Regions from separate parts of the Mus musculus genome. Here all the other regions are linked to region 1. The links are chromatin loops, found by intact Hi-C in ENCODE. Cell type or tissue: heart. All regions are shown on one strand.

What was found. A loop is a pair of places that touch in the nucleus more often than their neighbours do. Peaks named below come from ENCODE experiments on the same cell type or tissue, not always from the same donor. Only the 100,000 strongest peaks of a DNase experiment are listed, where the experiment ranks them.
Region 2: a loop joins it to region 1, with 2.4 times the contacts of the local background. A loop is called at or near these places in 2 of 42 quality-filtered maps.
Region 3: a loop joins it to region 1, with 2.6 times the contacts of the local background. A loop is called at or near these places in 2 of 42 quality-filtered maps.

The regions. Positions count from the first base shown.
Region 1 is chr6:84,220,823-84,228,822 of GRCm38, forward strand. No RefSeq gene overlaps it. Among named protein-coding and RNA genes, the nearest start is that of Gm10445, 200 kb to the right of the region's middle. In heart, no CTCF peak of the experiment used is centred here; DNase peaks (open chromatin) are centred at 4,209 and 4,939; H3K27ac peaks cover 2,814 bases; H3K27me3 peaks cover 490 bases.
Region 2 is chr6:84,150,727-84,158,726 of GRCm38, forward strand. Dysf (dysferlin) reads left to right here. Exons shown (of 55, transcript NM_021469.3): 39 at 1,158-1,323; 40 at 1,607-1,683. Among named protein-coding and RNA genes, the nearest start is that of Dysf, 140 kb to the left of the region's middle. In heart, no CTCF peak of the experiment used is centred here; DNase peaks (open chromatin) are centred at 3,995 and 5,235; H3K27ac peaks cover 1,814 bases.
Region 3 is chr6:84,313,511-84,321,510 of GRCm38, forward strand. No RefSeq gene overlaps it. Among named protein-coding and RNA genes, the nearest start is that of Gm10445, 110 kb to the right of the region's middle. In heart, CTCF peaks have their summits at 3,810 (motif pointing left) and 7,257 (motif pointing right); no DNase peak of the experiment used is centred here; H3K27ac peaks cover 488 bases; H3K27me3 peaks cover 2,017 bases.

The DNA.
Region 1 (8,000 bases):
TCCCTTGAGCCAGTACGGCACTAGGCATATCTACTTCTTAACTGGCATTGGCAACAGGAAGCCGTTGTTTTAATTAGTTTGTTTCTGAGACAAGATCTCTAGCTCAGGTTAGCTTCAAACTCACTATGTGGCTGAAGGTGTCCTTGATCCTCTGGGTCCACCTGTCTGCGCCACCTAAGGGCTGAGATCACAGGCTTGTGCCCCTTTGCCCAGTTTTGAAGGAGCTGTTTTAAGCCTGTTTTCAGAGGATAAATGTTAAACTTGAGGATGTCACAGAAACACACGTATGTTATCTCAGTTGCTCTCACGCGGTGGCTCCCAGATGCTCCTAGAGCTCTGGTGGGGGTAGAAGTGGGACGCAGGGGGGGGGGCACTGTGCAGAGGTGACACTGGCCCCATGAAGTAGGCAGTGTTTGCCTTTACTTGGCAATGTTTATAGAGTGGCTGCCATGCTCTGGCTAGGAGTTATGCATGAGAGACTTGCCTGTGTGAGGAAAGGCCTCTCTGGTCATGGCATCTGAGAACGAGGACTTCAGGTGGCCACTGGCTGAATAATGGCTGCAAAACTGAAGGGAGGGGAGATTTTAGAATGACTGCCCTTTTTCAGAGGTGAGACTGAAATGAGTGGTAGCCATGTACACCTGAGATGAGTCTTCTCAGCAGAGTCCACAGCATGTTCAAAGAATTCAAGGGAAGAACAGGTGTGGGCTGTGACCCCTGTCTCTTGTGTAACTCACCTTACACTTCTGGGACAGTGTGACCCGTTGGTCTTGATTGTCAACTTGATGGGGTTGAGTCACCGTGGAAACAAATCATTGGCCAAGCCTGTGAGGAACTGTCTAGATTCGCTTCACAGGGTGGATCCATGAGTGCGAACATGCCATTCAATGTACTGGGATCTCAGACTGGGTAAAAAGGAAAAAGATGAGCTGAACACTGGCTTTCTGACTCTTTCTGAACTCTGCTTCCTGGCTGAGGATGCCATGTTGTCAGCTGTCCCGGGGTCCCGCTGCTGTGACTTCCCCACCAACATGGACTTGCGCCCCTGAACAGTGAACTAAAATCAACCCTTCCCTGAGGTACGCCTGTTAGATGTTTTGTCTCAGCAATGCACAAAGTAACCAATTCAGCCAGAGAGGGAGTCTGGGTTCTATCCTACGGCTCCTTTGCTGTGACTCATGCCCTTGCCTACTATAGGCTGGACTGGTGATGTGGGCACAGAGGCCCTTGGCTCTTGCCTTTCCCATGCTTGGTTGCCTGGAAGCCAGCCTGGGCTCTGGGAAGTGCTTTAGAAGTTGACCTCTTCATTGCCTACTCTAACCCTCACTGGGATTTGAGCAACATACTCCTTCCAGATGGGCAAAGGGATCATTTATTTTATTTTTAAAAATAGTTTTTAATGGTTTTTGTCTTATTATAAAAGTAATATATGTTCATTAGAGAATTTTGGGAAAACAGCTAGCAAAGGGCAGAGTATAAAATAGCCCCTAATCCTATTAACCAGAGAGAACTGTGGCTGGCACTTAATTCTAGAATTTCCCTTATGTAAAGTACATGGTAACAAGCCTGCTATGGTGGCACCTACCTACAACCCCATGTTTTGTTGTCAGAGACAGGAAGTTTTGAGTTTAAGGCCAGTGTGGGTTTGGGGGGGTGGGGTGGCAGGGTGACTATGTTTCAAGCAAGCAAGCAAGCAAGCAAGCAAGCAAGCAAGCAAGCAAGCAAGCAAACAAGTTAGTCTTTCCCTCTGAAAGTTGTTTTATTAAATACTTAAGTGGGTGGGTCAGCATGGTGGTACATGTGGTTAAACCAAGCAGAGGCAGATGGATCTTTGTGAGTTTGTGGCTAGCCTGGTCTACAAAGCAACTCCAGGATAGCCAGGGCTCTGTTACACAGAGAAACCCTCTCTCAAAAAGAGTAATGGTATGTTTTCACTATTTTATTTGATCATAATAAATAAACGTATGTCATTATTAAAAAAATGGATGCAACGAGAGACAGTCATATTTAGCAAATTAAGTCAGACTCAGAAAGACAAATCCTGCATGTTTTCTCTCAATTGTTCTTTCTGGGTTTTGTAATAGATACATAGAATCATGTGTATATATAACACGGAAGTGACACTGTATAGGAGACAAAGGGGACCAAGGGGACTGCAGAGGTGGAGAAAAGGGATGGTGGGGGAGGGTAGAAGGGAACATGGTGAAAATAACTATATGCTTGTGTATATGAAATGGCTCTAAAGCCTAGTGCTACGTATAGAATATAAACTAACAAAAACAAGGGCTGGTGAGATGGCTTGGCTGAGAAGGTGCTTGCTTACAACCATGAGGACCTAAGTTTGGGTCCCAGTATAGAAGCCAGGCATGGCAGCAAGCACTGGTAACCCTGGCACTCAGGGCTGGCACAGGGAGGCAGAGGCAGGCAGATCCCTGGACCCCATTACCCAGCCAATCTAACCTATCACTGGGTTCCAGATTCAGAGAGAGACTCTGTCTCAAATAGTAAGGCGGAAGGTAGTTGAGGAAGATACTGGATGTCAATCTCTGGCCTCCATCTCCATTCATACACATCCACATGAATATATATATATATATATCATAGGCTTGGCCCTTTAAGATGCTAGTCACTCAAAGCTGGTCATATCTTCATAGCTTGAAGAAACCAGGATCCCCCCATCCAAACATTCAATTCTCTCTCTCTCTCTTTCTCCTTCCTCCTTGTGCAGAAAATTAAGAAGTGTGATGTGCTGACCCTGATGTATCTATCACAACCCCTAACTTACGGTCCTACCTGTCTTCTTCATGCTTCTCGTCATGTAGGCTAGCCCTGATTAAATCACATGGCATAGAAATTCCTGCCATGCTCTGAAAGGGTATGAAAGGCAGGTGTTTTACTTTGTTCTGGGGACTTCTCTGCAGGCTCCTCTTCTATGCACCCCCCCCCCTTTCCTGTCCATGATGGCTCTTGTTCTTGCTCTTTCTGTAAGCCATCCCTCTCTATGAGCAGTGTTCCATCTGGAGTGGTCTGAAGATGCATGTTGGAATATAGGCCTAGGCCCATGTTGCCTTAAGCTCCAGGTGAGCCTCCTGAGTTCTGGGAGGACAAGGTGTAAACCATCATGCCCAGGATTGCTTCCCAGCATCCATATGAGACAGGCCCCACCGCAGGACACCGCTCCCACCCCATCCAGATCACTCCACCTCCACCTCCCCTTCCTCTCCTTCCTGTGGGTGTCCTCCTGCCTGACCCTCATTAACTCAAAGTTAAAATCTGTCTGCAGTCCCCCCCCCCACCCTAGATGAAAGGTGGGGGCAGGGGCCAGACCCTTCTCACCCATGCAAGTTCGGAGCTCTGTGATTTATGATCGAAAATCAAATGGCTTGGCCCCAAAGAGCAGGCTGGGATTGTTAGGGGATGGCCCCAAGGCTCTTCAGGAGCCCTATAAAGAGTGAGTGATTTCCTGGAAAGCCCAGCTCTTCCCCCTTCTCCCTCTGAAGCCAGCAGGACTCCCTACAAGGTGGTACAGGTTGTCCACAGCCTCACAGAAAGGGCCCTAGCCTTAAGGACAAAGGTCAACAGCAAGCCCTCCCTGAGCTACTGTATAGGTCAGAATCCAACAGCTAGAAGTTGATTGACAGATATCTTCTCTGTCTCCCTCTTCCTATGCTCAGCTCCACCCTCCAGGGTGCTCCGTCTCCAGGATCTGACCCCACCTTCCTATCTTAAAGGGCAGATGAATCCAACAGTACAGAGGAAGGGGACTCTTGTCAGGAAGGAAGAAAGGGAACATGGATCTAGGTTGAAATTGCTAAGTGTCATAGACTCAGAATCTCACAGGCAAGTGCTGAGGAGTAGGGCCAGGACCTCTGAGTAGGGTGTGTCCTTTGATGAGAAGGCCTTCCCAGAGTGGGATATGAACTGCCCATGGGAAGGCAGGCATCCTCTTCTATAGCCCAGGGCTCCTGAAGGCCACACAGCATGGGACACTGGACCTCACTCTCTCTTGGCTTCCTTCCTGAAAGGTTTGATGGTCTGCCTCCTCCCTCCCTCCCTCCCTCCCTCCCTCCCTCCCTCCCTCCCTCCCTCCCTCCCTCCCTCCCTCCCTCCCAGCAGGGCAGGCAGAGGTGAGTGGTAATATGCTGGCAGGGGACCAAAGGAAGCCAGGAGTCAGAAAGGATAGTGGTTGGTGGCAGGGAGCCCGGCTCAAGGAGACATTTGCTTTTTTATTAGTCAGGGAGAGCCACAAATGGTCTCGGTGAGTTGAGTGTGGCTGTGCTTATGTAACTAAGCACCTAGGCACAGAGTGTTCTATCTACTGCGGGGACAGGTGCCCCCCCCCCCCCGTGCTGGCTGCTGGAGGCAAATAGAGGTGGCTTTGCAATTCTCTCCCAGCCCCTCACCTAAAGGCTGCCAAGCCACCACTCTCAAACAGAGGTCCCGAGCAGGTCCTGTGAGGTAAGTGGGATCTTCCCTCTGCCCTTCCTAAATTGTAATACCCACAGCATCCTCAGGGAAGAAGGAAGAGGAGCTGAAAGGAGCTGGTCTGTAACTAGAAATGGTGGAAAGTTCCATGTGTCTCCAATTCTGGTCCAGACTGACCCTGCACACACAGCAAGGACCAGTGTGTGTGTGTGTGTGTGTGTGTGTGTGTGTGTGTGTGTGTGTATCAGAGAGCCTCAGCCGGGGATAGACACACCAGTAACTCTGCTGGGGTCTGTCCCTGGGATGTCTTTGCTGGCTCCTAGTAGGACTAGCTTACTGTGGCGAGTTGCCTGGGTGGCCCTCAGCTGCTCTGGCCCATGCCCCTACAACCCACACGTTATCATGGCCACCCCTGCCTAGGTCCTCTCTAGGCCCTGTGGTGGTTGCTCCACGACTCACTCTACTCTGACCTGTTCCTTGCCTGCCAGGGTAAAAATAGCTGTTTCCACGCAGCTACCTCAGCAGCAGCAACTTTCTCCCACTTGAGCACCAGCCAGTGCTGGGCTCAGAGCACAGATTGCAGGGCCGGGCCTGGCATGACAGCCTGCCTTGCCTGGAGCCAGGCTGCTCATGAATGCCTCGTTGTTCAGGAAGATGACCCTGGGTGTCCTGCCTCTGGCATAAGGCCTGCCCTGCTCACCTCCAGGTCTCTGACCATTCTCTTGGCTCTCTGGTCTGCCTGTTGCTTGGGATTTCAACTTCTATCCCACTGGGAGGTGTGTGGACCTTCCTGGGTTTATGTTTTGAACAGTAGGCTGGGACCCCATGCTCTCTCTCTCTCTAGCTAGAGTGTGATGGAGGAGGCCCACTTTGCCTCTGCAGAGCCCTGGGTCTGATGGGGGAGGTCGAACTTCTCCTCGAGGTTGGAGATAAAGGCATGATAGCTCTTCGAATGACTCTGCACTGCTGGGAAGACAGAGCCACATCCCCTATGAATCTCTGGGTGGCATGTGTGATCAGCTTCTTTCTTGTTCCTAAGGGACCCTCTGTCTGAAGGCAGCCACAGCTCTTGGAACTGGACAGCTCAACATAAACAAGGCATGGGCATTTTCCTCAGAGAACGTGGATTCTGATGAAGGACAGTGCTTTCAGTGAGCCCACAATAGTATGCTGGAGACCCTGAAGACAAATGGCTAGATAGATACTTGTGTGGTGGGAAGTCTCAGCAGGTTCTCCTAGGAGCTGGAAGGACAAACAAGCTCTGGTGAGGCCAGGCAGGAGGGGAAGAAAATAGAGGAGAGGAAAGTGGCTGTGTTGTCCTTGCCGAGGACAGCTTGGACAGGGAGCAGGGATGGGACAACTGGGAGACTCTTGATGGATTCAGTGGGTGTGGTACTTGGCTGCTCAACACTGGCATCCTAGAAAGGCAGAGCAGCCTGTAGCCAGGGTCAGGGCAGAGGTGGGGAACACAGCAAGCCTCAGGACAGAGCCCCTGCTGGTCTCCCCTGGCCTCCCCTTCAGAGGTAGTGCCTGCTATCTGAAGTCTTCAGAGTTAGGCTCTGATTGGTGGCTTGGGCCCAAGGAAGGTAGGTGGGATGGGAGCAGCCCCATCTGAACCCTTAAGTACCAAGGGTCTCAACACAGGAGGCTTCCAGGAGATGACATGCACAGAGATGTGCTGCAGGAAGCTCTGAGAGGGTTCCATTGGTATACCGGTGGGCCATTCCTTCAGAGTACTCTGTATAGTCTTTCTGGTGAGATAATCCCTAAGAATGGAAATAGTGAGAGGTCTGTCTTTTAGATGAGAGGTTGTCACACCCAGTGATAAGCTAACCACAAGAGGTAGTAGAGTTCAGGTGTCCTGAAGTCAGTCCTCCTGTGTGGGTGTGTGTGTTCCGCTCTGGAGGCCTCTGCGTAGAACTGGAGGATGGGCTGTGTGGATGCCTCCTGACTCTCCCTCTGGCTGGCTGAGGCCATCAGGCAACTGGTGCTCCTGCCAGAGGCAGCCAGGCTTTGGGGAAAGCTTCCCACAATCCTGTCACCATGAGAACGCTGGCCAGAATCTTGAGGGAGCACCCTTCAGGTGGTCTGGAAAGAACGTACTCCATTATGGTCAGAGGTGGCATTCACATCTGTGTTGGACAGGACTGTGAGCAGCTCACTGCCTTCCTCAGTCGGCTTCAGCCAGCCCGCAATCTCCAACCCCCGTGAAGTCAGTGAGAGGCCACAGGATGGAATGGCAGACCTTGTACGTGTGTAGGGAGAGCTTTATTTAGGGCACGGGGCTTAGAGTGTGGACTGGATACCAGTGGGGCGAAGCTATGGTATTTTCACCAGTCTGGCTGCTGAGGAGGAGGGCTGGAGGGATGTTGAGAGAAGCCAGGGCTCCGTGTGGTGCTGAAAACAATGCTTATGCATTAGCAAAGGGTCTGTTCCATCCAGGGAGGTAGTACTAATGGTCTCAGCCTTGTGGCCCACTTAGGTCTTCAGCTCTTAGCAGATAGTGTCCTTCAACCACAATCCAGGGCAGGACCTGTGTTATGCACAACCCTGCCTCTGCAGAAGTGGTGCGTTGTGTGTCCGACATTGGTAGGTTGGGGGTAGGCAAAGGAGTGCACCGGGGCCTATACTTTGCCCTTCGCTGACTCCCTGAGCTGCAACTTCGGGGTTAGGCAGCGCTAGGGTATACAGCTCTAGCAAGAACTGAACAGTACCACCAATTAAAGAATCCTGCACAGGGAATGTAGGCCTGTGTGAGGTCTCTAGTTCCTGGGTAGTGAGAATGGGGCAACCCCTGGCCACATTTACAGTTGTATGGGCTCAGTGCTATCCCCTCAGGGCAAGGCAGAGTCCTCCCCTTCACCCAGGCTTTTGGACTCCAACCTCTGTAGCCTCACAGATGTACTCACTGTTCTTATCCTGTGGGAACCAGTCTTGGGCATACCTTGCTTGTGGGGAGAGCGTCACCCCACCCTCAGCTCACCTATTGGGACCCCTGAGGCCAGAGACACCAAGAAAACTGCCTAAGGCTGCATGGTAAAGCAGGGCAGGCAGGCAGGCAGCAGATCTGACACTTGCCTCTCTGGACTGCCCTGCCTGTGAGGTCATGAGGTCTTTAACTCCCTGAGTCAGCAGAAGGTGAGCTAGGTGTGGGTAGCAGGAGAGGTAGGAAACAGAGAGGACAGGGCTGATCCAGCAGGTGTCCTCGTGACCTTCAGAGGTGGGTGGTCAGTTCTGCTGGAGGATGCAGTCCCTAGGAAGGCTCATTGTGGGGTGCAGCGGGGAGCTCTTGAACAGTTCGGGCCATGAGGGATGAATCCTGGGGAGGCAGCCACTGAGGCTGACATGAAGAGGGCTGTGTGTGCTTGTGTGAGTAAGGGTAGCCAGTGCCCAGCTCTCTGAACGGCTGTGGGTCCGACTTCCTGTTGACCCTGAAGGGCTTCTTCAGGCTAAGAACCCCCTCTGAGGTTTCCTTTGTGTCGCCTGTCCACACAGGCTCTCAGTCCTTTTGCCTTTCCCTTCTCTTCCCTCTCCCCTTCTCACCTGCTGCTCACCCCAATCCCAGCATGTGGGGA
Region 2 (8,000 bases), 70 kb before region 1:
CCATAAGCTCTCAGGCCCTGCCCCTGAGTTTTGAGTCCTCTCCTCCAATTCCCCAGCTTCTGATCCCTTAATGCTCATCCCCAGGTCCTCAGTGCCTGGCCTCTGAGCTCTTACCCTTGCCTCCCCTTCCTCAGCCCTGGCTCTCCTGGTCTGAAGCCTCAGCTCTCAGGGTCCCAGCACTTGACTACCCAGCTTCCATCCCCCATAGTCTTCAAATCTGACCCATTGTGGCCTTAGTCCATGGTCTCCCAATCCTTGCTCCTGTCCTCACTGGTCTCCTAGCTTCTGACCGCTCAACCCCCAGCATCCCCACCCCAGCCCCAAGTTCTCAGCCCCAGTCCCTGCCCCCGACTACTCCCAGTCCCCTGCCATTGACCCTTGACTCTCAATCTTTGGCCTCCCAGTTTTCAGACCTCTAGTCCTCAGCCCCGCCCCCAGCCCTAAGCCCTGAACCCTGAGTTTCCCACCCCTTATCCCTCTAGTCCTTACCCCCCAGTCTTCTCCAGCTCCCTGGGCTGCTGAGGCCCAGTGGCCGGTGTAAGTCAAGTCTGAGAGAAGGAAAATGGTTTGCGAGATGAAAGCACACTAGAAATTCCAGGCCCAGTGGCTGTCAACGGGAGCCTTCTCTTGGCGCAGCCGAGACGCCACTGAAGGAGTGCATATAAATTATTTCAAGTTGTGTTCAAAGTGCTTTTGGGGTGGGGGGAGAAGAATCTAGGTCTGCAAGCCAACTCCCGAGTATCCACTTGGGGGGGACTGTCTGTAAGAAATGTTGAGCTGCAGCCCAACTCCCCCACCTCTGCCACCCCCTCCTCCCACCCCTCCCCCCTCCTCCCAGGCAGTGCAGGTTCAGAGAAAATAGACTTGCTTAGACTTCAGGCTGACCTGGGTGTGTTTGGAAGTAAAGCTATGGGAAAACCTGCCTTCACACACAGCAGCTGAGGCCGGACAGAAAGGTGTGTGGCCTGTCCCATTGACCAGCACCTGGGCTGCTGGCCACCATTTTGGACTTTGGACTCTTGTGGACTCTCTGTGGGTTCAGAGTCACTTTCTGTTCTTTGGTCCTGTCTATGAGAACTCTCCCTCACTCCTTCTCCTGGGAATTCCCAGAAATGACCTGGAGGCCATGTTTAGAGCATCCCTCTTCTCCTCTCCAGATGTTACCCAGAGAGGACCTCTACTGTCCACCTATTGTGGTCAAGGTCATTGATAATCGCCAGTTTGGCCGCCGGCCAGTTGTGGGTCAGTGTACCATTCGCTCCCTGGAGAACTTCCTGTGCGACCCATACTCAGCAGAGAGTCCATCCCCACAGGGTGGCCCAGGTAAGGAGCCTTTGCTGAGCTGGCCCAGTCATTTTTCCCTTGGGTTGGCACATCTGGACCAAGTGACCTCCTACTTGTGGGTGGGAAGCATGGTTCAAAATAGAGGGAAGAAGTAGAGGGAAGGGAATGGATGGGGAACATGGGAGATGAGAGAGATAGAATCAAGAAAGAGAAGGGCTGGGGACAGAAACTCCTCTGCCAGTGTGAGGGGAGGTGAGATTGTGGGGTCTGGTGACAGTCCCCTGGCTGAGTCCCTCATAGATGCAGACTTGCTTCCCTGCAGATGATGTGAGCTTACTCAGCCCCGGGGAAGATGTGCTGATTGACATCGATGACAAGGAGCCTCTCATTCCTGTCCAGGTAGGATAAATGAGATGTCAGCTTCCTTCTGCCCCATACCCTGTATTCCTCATTCTCTCTAGCCCCTCCCCTACTCTTTGCTATGGTATAGCCACTATACACATCCCTTTATACCCTGGTGGCTGGGTGCTGCTTGGTGGAAGGACATGGGTGGGAACTTTCATTGTGATGGGGGAAGGGTTGTGTAGTCCTTAGGGTAAGATCTAACCTTTTTTCTGGAAGCATGTGGGGGAAAAATGGAACATCTACCTTATGGCTGCATTGAAGGCCTGAGATCCCTCAGTGAGAAGGGATACAGAAGGGAGTGTCTCTTCTTTGAAGGAAGATTAGTCGCTGATCTCATGCTTGGCAGTGCCTTGGAGGTATCTTAGAGAGAGCGGCTTGCTTAGTTTAGGACTATAGTATATCTTTCTTATCCTCCACCTCTAGGACCAAGAAGGGAGGATTTGGGGGAGGGGCAGGTAATCAGTCATCCTTTTGCTGGGCACTCTGCAACTTAGGGCCTGCTGGTGAGCACATGACACACCAAGGCAAGTGTCAGGAAGCCTTTTCCTGAAGGGAGCATTGTTCTTGTCTTGAGCTGTGGATGTGCTCTGTCTGCATCCCATTCAGTACTTGCCTCAAGAAAGGCGAAGAAGCCCTACTGTGAAGACTGGCCTTGAACTTGTCTAGGATGTCACCCTCCTCTGTGACTGCATGCAGACTCACACACTTAATGCCTTGGGTGCTCTTAGAGCTTCAGACTACCTGAGGCAGAGCCTCCCAGCCTGTATGATGGTACCCTATCCTCAGACTGCAGTGGATAGATAGGTGGATGGTTGCATAGATGGATGGAGAGACAGGTGACCTTCGGCAAGGCACTGTGCTCTTCAAGTCACCTACTAAATCTTAGCCTTGCACGTGAGAGCAAAGCTGAGTGCTGAGACAGCCTCAAGATCCCCAGAGCTTAGCTCTGAAGTTTCCCTGGAGATACTGAGACCAGTTTCTGCCTCTTTTTCAATCTACTACTTCCAGGGTTTGCTCCTGGACTCATGCTACTGTGGAGGCAGGAAATCTTGCTCTGTGTTTTCACAGATGCTGAGAACGAGCCAGAAGCCCCAATTGCTATCTATAGGCCTCTAACACACACCAGGTCTCTGCCTTGCATTCTCTGTGCTGAGACTGTCTTTGCCCCCTGTTCTCTTGCTCAGTCCATTATTTGAGACTCAATTTATCATTGGCCACCACTTCTCTGGCATGATCTTGCCTACAGCATCAGCTCTAGATTCTGCATATCTCTCTGGGTCTCAGCATCTTCTCTGGATTAAATGCAGGACAGCAACCAGGTGCCTTTTTTATGTCCCTAATGTCCAGCACAAGACCTGATTTAGAGAAGGTATTCAGTGAGAATCTGTCTAGATGGCCAGTGGGTGGATGAATGAATGGATGCATAGATAGATGGCTAGATAGATGGAAAGATAGATGGATGGATGAATAGATAGGTGAATAGAGATAGACAGATGGGTAGATATATTAAGGGATGGATGAGTCAATGGGAAAAGAAACAGATGGATAGGTAGATGGATGATGAATGAGCAGACGGGTAGGTAGATGGGTTGATAGGTGAGTGGATGAGTGGATAGAAGGATGGATGGATGGATGGATGGATGGATGGATGGATGGATGCATGAATAGGTAAGTTGATGGGTGGGTAGGTTCATGGATGGACAGGTAGAAGGATTGATGAACAGATGACTGGATGGATAGATAGGTAGATGGATAGATGTGTGAACAGATGGGTAGATGTATGTATGTATATATGTATGCATGCATGTATGTATATATGTATGAATGTATGTATGCATGCATGTATGTATGAATATATGTGTGTATGTATGTATGCATGTATGTATGTATGTATGTATGTATGTATGTATGAATGAATAGACAGAAAACTTGTCCATTGTCTGCATGAGTCTGAGGAAGAATGTCTCCTAGCTGAGAAAGCTGAGTGAAAATTTGGAGAAGGCTCCGCAACAATGTCAGTACAAGTCTGTGCTTTGCTTTCCTTGTTGATGGGTATTTGTAGCTAAGTGAGTCCCAACCCCTGGCTTGCCCCACTGCCCTCGGCTCCTATTTCCTGCCCGCTTCACAGGCCTGTATAAGCTACAAGTATGTGCAGGGCTTCCCAACAAGATTTCTGCTCTCTGTGTGTCACCTTTAGTGTCCACAGGCTTAGATAAAGAGGGACTGTTTTAGTCCTGTTGGCTCCAAGCACAACCAGAGATAGAGAGTGAAGTGGTCAAGGCTAGATTGCCTCCTGGCCCTGACATAATCAGACCAGGACTAGGCTTGTGCAAGAGCCAGACATAGGCTTGTGCTCTGTGTGAGCACATGGGTACTCTGGAGAAGTGGACAGAGAGGTGGGTGCCTAGGAGCTGGGATCCAGGAGATGTGACACATAGGCAAAGCTGGTCTTGCCTAGGTTGGGAGGTAGCAGGAGAAAGATGGTGGTGGTGGTGGTGGAGGAGGAGGAGAAAGAAGAGGAGGGGGAGGAGAAAGAGGAGGAGGAGTAAGAGGAGAAGGAAGAAGAGGAAGAGGAGGAGGAGATGGAGGGGGAGGGGAGAGGGGGGAGGGGGGTCCAGCTTGCTTTGATGGAAGAGGCCTGGGCCACATTCTTACTGAACATACCATCTGGAAGGAACATACCATCTGGGGGAGATGTTATGTGTCTTTACATAATAAGGTTGTGTGTGTGTTTGTATTCCATGCAGGTTTTGGATTAGTAGCTGAGGATGTGGTATGTACACACACACATATAAGATGTGTGTGTGTGTGTGTGTGGTAAGGTGGTTTGTGTATATGTATGTGCATTAAAGAGGTGTATATGTGCTAAGGCTCTGTGTATCTCTGTGTGTGTGTGCATGTGGTGAAGTAGCATGCATGTGGTAAGGTGGTGTATGCATGTGGTAAGATGTTGTGTGTGTGGTAAAGTGTTTGCATGTATGAGGTGAGGTGAGGGAATATGTGTATATATGTGGTATGGTTGGTATGTGTGTGGTGAAGTGGTGTATGCATGTGGTAAGGTGGTGTGTGTGTATGTGGTCTGGTAGTATGTATGTCTATTGTAGGTATGTGCTGATACGTCAGTGGTGGGTATGTGTGTGTGTCTGTGTGGTGAAGTGTGTGTATGTGGTAAGATGCAATGTATTTGCACTTGTGTGGTATGTGTTTTACTGAGGATACACCTGGAAGGTGGCATGGGGAAGCCCTGAGAAGGTGTTGAGGACCTTCTCTCCCATGGTGGGCTGAGGTGCGGGCAGCTCTCAGGCTCAGGCTAATTTGGAGCTCACTGCTCCACTTATAGGCTTCAGGCTGCCATGAAGGTGGAAACACAGTCCCAGAATTGGAGCAGCAAATTATGGCCACAGCCCCAGGGGAACGTGTAATTTCTGCAGCTGCACAGGGCTTTGGTGCTATGTTTAGCCACATGTGTCCCTTGTGCTCTGGTGACCTGCCTGTCCCCCTCTCACCTTCTCTAAAAGGGAACGATTTCAAAATAACACAGAGGCCTCTGAAGGGTCAGGGCAAGAAGGGGAGGGACAGGGCCATCTTTGGCAATCTGAGGTCTGCTGGTGGCACGCACCAGTCTGGAAGGTTCTACTATACCTGGTATTGGCCAGCAGCCCTGGCTGGTGGCTGGTTGCCATTTCATCTGCCTGCCTTCCTAGACTTGGGCCCTGCAGCTCCTTGGTAGTGCTTCCTGCACAGAAGGAAGAGTCTAAAGCCCACTGCAGGTCTCAACAGGCCCTCCCCTACACTTCTGCCCTAAGCCTTTCCTCCTGTATAGGAAGGAAGTCTGGCCTGAGATTCACCATTTTCAGGGTCTTCTTGAAGCCTCTGAATCACTGAGAGGGAGGTTGGTGCTGGTGGCTGTGGGTCCTCAATACTCCCTGCCTTCTCTAGCCTCACCTCCCATTTCCCCTGTTGCAGGGTGTTTCTCTCTCTCTCTCTCTCTCTCTCTCTCTCTCTCTCTCTCTCTCCTGCCCTCTGTCCAGCTTTATCCACTAGCTATCCTGCTATTCGGCAGGGGAGCTGTTTCTAGGACGGGCAGCAAGGTTGTCCTGTGAGACTCCTCCAGCTTCCTTTGTGTAGGTTTGGGGAGCCATGTGGTCCCCTGCTTCTGGGAGATGGAAGCTGAAGGCTTTGCCCTTCCTTGGCTACCCTGCCTCAAGTATGGGTATGTTAGGGACAGAAGGAGCAATTGGAGGGACGGTGAGGGCTGGAAATGTCTCTGGAGCAGGCAGATTTGAGAAAGGCAGAAAGTGTCTGCGTTGGTGCAGCAAAGGCTGTAACATAAAACAGCGGCAGGAGACCAAACTAGGCTGGCAAGGCCTTGCTCAAATTCCAAAGCTGACTCACCACTCACTGTTGCTCTGGGTCACTGTGATTTAGGGAGGTTGTGGAACTGTCCAAGGTCACATAAATGGTTGGACCATGGAGCCAGGCATGTCTTACTGGGGATAGCCCATTCTGCCCACAGTTGGTGCAGGGGGTGCCTGAGGAGTGAGGGAGAGATGGATGGATGGAGGGAGGGAGGGAGGGAGGGAGGGAGGGAGGGAGGGAGGAAAGGAGAGAGGGAGGGAACAAAGGAGAACCCTACTCCCTCAGAACTGTCCAAACTTCCCTCTCACAGGTCCTCAGATCTCAGCCCCGAATCCTGTTGCTAACCGGCATGTTTAATTTGTAGCTTACAGATGGGCTGTCAAGCTTGGGCCCCACTAACCTGACGCCTTCTCCATCCAGTCCTCATGTATGTATTGTTCACTATTTGTTGGCTCAATTGTCTTTGCATATTTGGGAATAAGAACAAAGGGTAGGGAGGAGAGGAGCCCTTCCTGATCCTGGTGTGGTCATACAGGGGTGGGAGTAAGCTCTGGGGTGCAAACCTAGAAATCTCCGGCTCTGATCAGTCTCTTGCCCTCCTGAACATTACTTCAGCCCTGGTTACCTGTGTGGGCTGGGGTTGGGTATGGCTGCTAGGGCCAGAGGAAGCAGGCAGGTCCCTAGCTTCTACTCTGTCCTCTGGGACCGGGCCTAGGAAGGCTCTTCAAATGGCCACAGGCTAGCCTTCCCTGTTCCTCCCACAACATGAGTATGGCTATGGCCAAGAACTCTCAGTGAGTTCTGATGTATTCTGAGTCCAGATGGTTGGGACAATGTCAGTACTGTGGTACCTGGTAGGGCTACTTTCTGTCTGCTGATCTACCAGGTTCAGGCTTCTCTGAGTTACCTTTTGTGAACATACAGAAAACAGGGCGGTCAGCATCTCCATCCGAATCTAAAACTGTTTAAGTGTGTCCATGTTATTTTATGTTCTTGTTTAGACTTTGAGGTTTACAATGTTGGAGTCATTGTCCTTTCTTATAATATGCACTGCAAAGCTTAAAGATACAATGTGAATGCTCTCCCACTATTTTTAAAAGTACGGTTGAATGTAGCATGCAGCATCTCAAAGTACTACATACTCAGCACTGGACACTTGATGTATTAATTCCCACTGCTGTCCTTTACATCGCTAGATTTAGTTTGCTGTCTATAGGTCCAGTCATTTAATTTATTCCTAGGTGTTTTGTAGCCTTTGTTAGTGTTATCAGTGGAATACCTCTATTTATGATTATAATTCTTACCAGAAAATACCTCCTCTCCTCTCCTTCTCTTCCCTCCTCTCCTCTCCCCTCCTCTCCCTTCCTCTCTCTTCTTCTCTCCTCCCTGCCTCCCCTCCCTTCCCCTCCTCTACTCTTCTCACCTTAACCCTCTCTTTCTCTCCCCTTCTCCCTCTTCTGTGCCAGGGATTAAACGCAGGGTCTTGTGCATGCAAGTGCTGTACCACTGAGTTACACCCCTAGCTCAGGAAATGGCACTTTTACATATACATTGCAACTGTCTCATTATTAAGCCCTCTCCTTAACCCTTATTGATTGAAGAAAATTTCTAGATGGATAAGACAGTTTATTCCTCATAGCTGGAGCTTTATTATTACTCAGAATACTACTTGACAGTAGAGGTGCCATTGAGCAAAGTTATTTGGCCCTTAATTAATGAGAATTATTTATTGTTTTCTTTTAATGGTAGTGATAACTAGCTGTTTTATACTCATAGTCTTGTCTTTGTCAAGATTTTGTCTTTAATCAATAGTTTTCTACTAGCTTAAACTTGCAACAAGGACTGGAGGGAATGGCTCAGTGGGTAAGAGTGCTTGTTGCACAATTGCGAGGACCCAAGATCAAATCCACAGCACCCACATACAAATCCAGGCACAGCCATGTGAGCCTATA
Region 3 (8,000 bases), 93 kb after region 1:
TGTAGAAGCCACAGCAGCCTCAGTTCATGGTGGTGGAATGGAGTAGAAGGAATGGCTGAGCACTGTCTTGGGGAGAGTATGTCAGAGGCACTCTCAGCTGTCCCTGGGATCCTGAGTCTGTAGGTACACACATTCACGTTTGTCTGTTTGCAGTCAGCCTGCATGAAATTTTCTGAATCTGTGCACAAATGCCCATGAGGAAAATACACACGTGTGCCCCATTCATGAACGCATGTGAAGTGGTGTGGAGTCACACATGCCTGCATGTATAGTCACAGACGGACAGGAAGATTTGGCTGTGAAGCTAAGCTTCCTCTCTGCCTCCCCTGCATCCCCAGTCTCCCTCGCCCCTAGATCTCAAACTCCATCCCCCTGGGCCCTGGCAGATGAGAACAGAGAGTCCCCATGTCTTACTATCTGGGATGGTGGCTTCTGTTGGAATCTACCCATCCACCCCCCTTTTCCTGACACAAATAGCCTGTGGAACAAAGGGGACCGGGGCTTGGATTATTTACACAGTCAACATTAGGCAAAGTTGTGGTCTATTTAAATTCTTCTTTATTAGGTCGGGAAATTCCATGGCAACTACTCAGGCAGCTAGGAAACCTCCAAGACTTAAGCTCCCAGCCTCCAACGTGGCTCCCCATCTCCTCTTCCCTGATCCTGACTCTCTGACCTCCCACCCCACCCCTCACTGGCACTTCCAAGATTCTGCCTTACTCTCCCTTGCTTTGGTCCAAGTTCCCTCTTCAGTGCCACTCCTTCTGTCTCCCCACCTGTACCCCAGACCTCTTATTGATGCTGTCCATATCTTCTGAGCTGAAAGGGCAGCTGGATACCAACCTTACAGGTAGCATCTACTCATACACAGTATGGGAAGATGGGGAAGGAAGGTGCAGCTTGTGGTAAGATTGGGAATATGGTAGCTTGGCCATACTAGTATGTTTTGCTTGTGTGACCAGGACTCAGAGTCTGAGTTTGTTCAAGGTTAACTGGATTGGCTATCTGAACAAGGAAAGACACTTCCTACCAGAGTGCTCTAAATGCGTTCCACTGGCAACCTGAGATGTGTAAGATGGGATGCTTGTACTTAAGGGGTGTGGAGTCAGGGTGGGGGAGGTGTCTCTGATATTGTTCCAAGTAGCAGTTGGAGCCTGTGGTTGGGCAGCAGATTTGTCTGATATGAAGTGGAAAAAAAGTGCCAAATATTAGGTTCAAGACGATGAGGCAACGTTGGGGTCGGGAGAAGGTGAGGGGTGGGTCAAGTAAACAAGTGTAGGGGCAGTCTGTGAGGTTATTACAAGCCCCCTAGGGGGAATCTGAAGGGAAGCTTAGAACTACAGAGCTGGAGCCCAGTGAGAGCTGCATTCCTCAAGAGTTCTGCTTTGAGACTCAGAACCTGGGCTTCTCCTTATTACCCCAGCTCAGAATTTGTACCTGCCATGCCTATCTTCAGGAGACATATATTCTGGTAGTAAGGACTCTCAGTAGAGTGACTATAGAGAGCTGAGGGGGCTTAGCTCAGAACTTCCAGTGACCGCTTCAGAGTCTCTGGGGCAGCAGTCTCCGGCAAGGTACCAGTGACCTGTTACTGCTGACTGCCCCATGGTAGTCTCTAGCTCTGGTAGAAGCTGTTAGCACTGATGGGGAATGCTTCCTCTCTGGGGAAGGAGGAGTGGCTGTCCCAGGTCTCAACCAGCCACCTCCATCTCCAAACAGCAGCAGCCGGGTGGCTGGGGGAGAGGGTCCAAGAGCTTGCTACCCATTATCACCTCTCTGTGGGCCCTGCCCTTGAGGCCTGTCCCTGCTGCCACCTCTGGGTCTGTGTTTCTGATTAGCGGGCCCAGCTGGGCGACATTAGTTGCATTTTTCCAGGATGAATCTTGGTTGTGACTTCCTGCCATGGGTCAGAACCAGCTGCTTGCCTCTGCTGCCTGCTTTTTGTGCTACACCAAACACCCTTATTCCCAGGAGGGCATGGGCTCAGGGTGCAGTCTCCTGGAGTGGGGAGACTCTACTCGCCCAGCAGAGTCTGGTATCCCTTCCCTATGTGTCTTGTTTAGGAGGCTGATTAGGACCCAGACCTTGGGACAGTTGCTAGCCGCTGGATAGGGACACAGTAGAATCAGGAAAGGCTCCAAGGTCAAGGGCATAATCTGACTCTGAGGAGACTACACTTCCTCCATGAAACCACAGACTCCACACCAAGTACCCCAGCTCTCTTCCTTCTGCTTTCTGGTGCTCTCGAGGAAAGGGAAGATGGTGTTTAACCACGGGATAGTGAGCTTCCTTTCCAACAGCTGTGTAATTATAAGCATAAGAGAGAAAGTCTTTACATTCAATATGAGCTGAAACATTTGTGGGGTCTTCAGACCCCTTAGTATGGTGGACGTCACCTGGGTAATCCTCACAGTTTTTCCTCAGGAACACATGCAGGCCTGAGTGACAGTGGGCCCAAAACCAGTGCGAAGCCCACTTAGTTCCCTGGGCATTGGTTCAATTGTCTTGTCTTGAACCCAATCAAATTCTGAGGGCCTCAGCCCTCAGCAACCAGCCCGGTGGTGCCTCTCTTTGTCTCTCCACTGGTGCCCCATTGACACCCTACTTCTTACAATTCATTCCTTGCTTCTTAGCCCATCCCCACCCATGGCTCACACTGTGGACAGGGACAGGGCTTTGATGCACAAAGCTCTCTGAGACCTCACGATGCTGTCTACATTCTGAGTATGACATCCATAGACAGCAGCCCACTTCTACATTCCTACAGTCTGAGCATGGAGAACTCTGGCACGTTGCTGGGATGAGCATGCACAAGAATTCAAGCTGTAGATTTTATGGGGGAGGCTTTGGAGTCCTCAGGAAGTTGAGGGGACTGACTTGGTGTGGGGACAAGAACGCGGAACTATCCCTGGGGAGGAAACCCTGTGCCTCAGAGTAACAGGCAGTTGAAATTCTGAGCTGAGAAAAGATGTATGCAGACATGCTGGGTGTCACACACCTGGGGGTAGGGGGAGGGCTCAGGCTCTGGTTATGGGCAGGAGCCACCGGGAGAGCATCAGATGCTGCTATGAGCCTAGGGCTACCATAACTGGATTTTGCTGGGCCACTGTAGAATATAAGGTTCCCATCCCATAGTCCTTGCAAGAAGTCTCTGCCTTCTGCTGACCCCCCAAGATGAGCACATTCTCTCTAAATGTCCCCAGAGGATTCCCTAGTCCTCTGAGGTGTATAAATGGGGCAGGAGACAGAGTTCCTGTCCTGGAAACTCCTGTCCTGGTGGAGAAAGTGTTGTCTTTTTCTCCTGAAGTGACTTTGGGTTATGACACATTGACATACAAGCCATAGTCTCTGTTGCCCTGGAACTAATGATTTCTTCAGTTCTTTGGTTGTTTCAGGCAAATGTGAGCTGGCTTGTTAATAATCCACGAGGCCTTGCCAACAACTACATTTGGCTCCCTGAAGACTATGAATGAAACTTATGTCTGTCTCATGGTCAAGGATGCCTCGCTGTCCCCTGGATGGACAGTGGTGAGGGCTGTGTGTGCAGCCAGTACTGGGAACACAGTGTTGGTTTCCCTGGGCCATGTCAACACGACCCTGAGACTGGGTGGACCCAGGATGGAATTTTGCATGATTGAGAAATTCCCTCATTGAAAGACAACCCTTCCAGTCTCTATCACACACCTGCTAGTTAACTACAGGTTCATAAGTGTTATCTACTCTGGGGACACAGGCCAAGCCAAACAGTTACTGTAGGTCATCCTCCAAAGGCAGGTCTCCCAGGGTTTCTTTGAGCCCCCTGGTGGTCACTTCAAAGCTGTGCTGTCATCCCCAGGGCTTCTTTTCAGTGAAGGCCAGTGTTCCTTCTTGTCATCCCTACTACTACTGACAGACTCAGGATTTTCTTGTATGGTTCACCAGCTATAGGACAACAGTCAAGGGTAGGACCTACCATCATCTCTCCGCAGGAAGATGAGCACCATTCTCACCCAAGCTTGCCTGGTCCTGATGAGAATAGTCACACTGTAGACTTCAGGGCTCTGCTGAAGTTTCCTCCTCCACACCAAGGCCCTAAGGAGGAAGGACCACAGACCAAGACATACCATAACTGTTGGGAGCAGGAGATGGCATCTTCTCCTGCCACAGGATTGGGGTTCCTCCTGCCATCTAACCTAAATGGTCCAGCCCAAGTAATCTACTTTGAGATGAAGGCCTTTATTGTGACATGCAAACGGGGAGAAGGGAAGCTGCCCTGCACCTTGGATGAGCACACAGTTCCCTCCTTGAGTCTTCTGTCTAGCAATAGAGGCCTCAAGGAGGTGGAGAGGACCCTGTATCCTCTCCATGAGCAGCTATCCCCTACCGCCAATGACATTCCAAAGCCACTCAAGTCCTAAAACCAGGGGGATCTAGCTCTCCAGGCATTCCTGGGTCTGGAGCCCCGGGCATGGTTTCCAGCCTTCCATAAAGCTCCATGTCCTGCCTCACCACAGAAACCAGCCGCACGGACTTGTCTCATGGCTTGTGCAGGGATCAACTCTACATGGATTCAGTTTAGGCTTTGGTCCTTCAGTGGTCTGTGGGCCTGTCTACCTACTCTGCCCTGAAAAGCCTCCCCTAGCCGGAGCTAAAACCCCTGTGCTCCATAGTCAGCCCTGCACCAATCACCATTCCAACACAAACCTCCACACTTTCCCAAGAACTCCCATAATTTATAGATTCAAGGCGGTCCAAGTCCATATGAAGAGTCAACTTTCCTCCCAAGGAGCCACTTAGTCCAGAAAGAGAAGGAAGAAGGAAGGGAGGGAAAGGAAAGAGAGGGAGAGAGGGAGAGAGAGAGAGAGATGGGGAGTGGAGGGGGGAGCTGGGAAGGATATGGAGGTGGGAATAACAGTTTCTAAAGTCTAGTTGGAATGTGAGGGTAGCCAGCTGTCCACAGGACAGAAAACACAAGTCAACAACAGCTCCTAGCTTATCCTTTCCCAAGGTGGGAAAACCACCTTGTTTGATTTTGGTTTTCCTCACAGACAAATTCAAGACATCTTCTTCAAAGAAGCTCTGAAAAGTTTGAGACATTTAATGTGTTTTACACTCCCCCCCCCCCTATCTAGTTTAACTGTTAGTGTGATCCAGGGCAAATGAGAGGTCCCTGCCCCACATCATAAATGAAGAAACTGAGGCTTGGGGAGGTAATATTGTCACTTCTCCCCTAATGACAACAGAAGGATGCAGCATCAGGTGTGTGAGGAACAAGGGCACCCCATGAGGATGGAAGAGCAGCAGGAGAGCAAGTGGCCTCCAGGACCCTGAGGCCAAGCCAGGCAGCACCGGGATGGGAGGAGTTAAGTGCCACACTGCAGAGACAGTCATTCCAACACCCCACCCCCTTTTCCACTCAGTTGACCTTTAAATTACAGCATCAGCTGCCTTGCCAGACACACTGTGATTTCCCTCACTCCATCTGCCGCGCCTTTCCCCTGGCACAGTCTCTGCCCTCCCTCCCCTTCCTCCTCCACACTCTCTCCTTCCCATTCCGATGCCCAAGCTGCCTCTCTCTGAGGCCCATTCACAAAATCCCAGCCATGTAGTCAGGCCTTGCCACAGGTGGCATCTGGGCCATGCTGGGGCCTGGTGTTCCTGATCTCTCTACAGCCTCTGTCTACTGAGAACCTCTGCCCAGGCTACTCCAACCCATCCCTATCTAAAATCCCTATCTTCAAGAGCCCTCTCTCCTTCATTGTTCCTGTGGACTCTTGCTGTTTCTAGTTTGCCCTGAAGTCTCCAGCAAAGATCTTGGCTCTATTTGACTAAAACCCTAAACACACACACACACACACACACACACACACACACACACACACACACCTCTCTCTCTCTCTCTGCATATATATGTGTGTGCTCATGTGTGTGTGTGTATATACGTACTTTTGCTACAATGTAGAACACAGCAGACATTAAATCTTATTGGTTTAATTTTCTTTCAGATAATAGTACAGGCTTTGATTTAAAAAAAAAAAAGCCATGGAAAAAGTGTTAAAGAGAAGTGGAACATTAATCAGGGAGCTCTGATGAGAGGAATGAAAGTGTTTCCCTGAGAGGCCAGCATGTGCAGCAGCTGTGTGTGGATATTTAAATGACATTTTTCATATGTTGCCATAAAAAAATCTCTTTGAGTCGATTCTGGAAATATATTCCAATTTGCTACAATGCCAGTGGTTTTAAAATTATTTAGAAATAAAATGTGTTTATGATTTCGGCTGTACTTTGTGTATTGTCGGCTTCGGGCCTCTTTCCTCAGAGGAGGGCCTCGCTGATTTCTCAGAAACTCCGGCTTGTAGGACAGAAGCTATGAGCCTGGGGGCCCTAGAGACCAAGGCTGGGCTTTGTTTTCTCCATAGCCTTTGGCTAGCTACATCCCCTGCTCTGGAGGTTTCAACAGAGACAGAGTGGATCCAGGTGAGAAGCGAAAGGTGACAGGGGGTTGTTTATGTATCAGGGAAGTTTGGGGATTTATTTTGAGAATGAGAAAAAGATTTGTGTGTAGTCCTAAGTCTACATACATTGATTAGGCTAACTCTGATCTTGGAGTGATCCACCTCTGCCTCCTGAGCCCTGGGACGGGGCGGCAGGTGTATCCCACCATGCCTAGGTGGTAAAACCTTTTGAAACGATGTGATTTATGTTGTAAGTCAGACTGGAGACTCCTGGACTCCCTTAGAAGCCTACGTTTGGCAAGAATGAATCTCAGAGTCAGCAGCCCTATCTAGACTTTCCACTGTGAGACCATTGGTCCCACAGGGGCTGTGAGTGTCAACTCCTGTTTGGAGCCAGTTGGGATGGGAACTCTCTAGACTGTGCCCTTGCGCCCTCTCCTCGGGATCCCTTCCTCAGGGCTCCCTAGGGCCTTCCAACCAAGCTCCTGCCCTCTCAAAGGCTGGCTTCTCCCTCCTGACCTAGCTTTAGCCATCTTTGGGAATGTTGGCCAGCTTAATGCTAGGGAGAGGAGACTCCTCAGTGGCCTTTGGACGGTGCACACTAAGGTTTTCCACACTGGGTCTCCTGGCCACAGGTGAGGCCAGGCAGCACTTTAATAGGATTCCATAAGGAAAACAAACCCCTTTCAGGCCTCCTTCAAGGTCAGGAAGTCAAATGTCTTGGAGGGTGTTCCTGTCCTCCCACCTCCCCAGGTTGCATGGCCCCAAGGCTTTCCTAGACTGGCCCAGGGCCCTGCTTAAGAGTTGGTTTTGTCACCACTGACCAGTTGGGGGCACACTCTCCTTAGTTTTCTGTCTCTGCCTGGCTTGTTGGTTGGACCTGGAAGGAAGGATTGGGTGTTGGGTCCCCATCTCTTCCAGGGACTTCTTAGAGGGCTGTGGTGCAGCAGACCCACTTTGACACGGTCTGCCCTGGCATTTCACAGACTCTTGCACTGCCCCTGCACCCTTACCTGCTCTTCCCAAGAGAAGGTGTTTCCAGATGGAAAGGTAGACTGGAGGAGGGGAGCTATTCATGCAGATAGAGGCAGAGGCCCCCCACCCCTTACACACACCGGTCCCCTTCCCTTCTAAGCTTACTCTCCTCCTGTCCCATGTGTGTACACCCAGATTGTCTGCCAAGGATCCTCCGTCTAAGGCTCTCTCCCCTGGTAAGGCTCCCTTGTGTGAGCCAGCTAAAGCTCTCCTTTCTGTGCTTCTGGCCCCAGGAAACCTTGTAGCTGCAACTTGGGGAGGGTTGTGTCTAGCTTGCTTTTGTCCAGCTATGGTCCCCGTTCTGTGGGCTTGTTGTAAGGGGGACAGTGAGGGCAATACTGGGAGCAGGTGGGACACGGAGAAGATTCTAGAAGACCTGGAACAGGTGCAAAAAGAAAGCCTATGTTAGGACTAACTGGCGGGTTGCATTCAGAGGATGTGTGAGCATCGTTCTCTTGTCTGAGATGATTTGAATGAGCTATGAGAGGAGCCTATTTGGTTTCATCACCTCAAAGACAAAGTATATGGAGG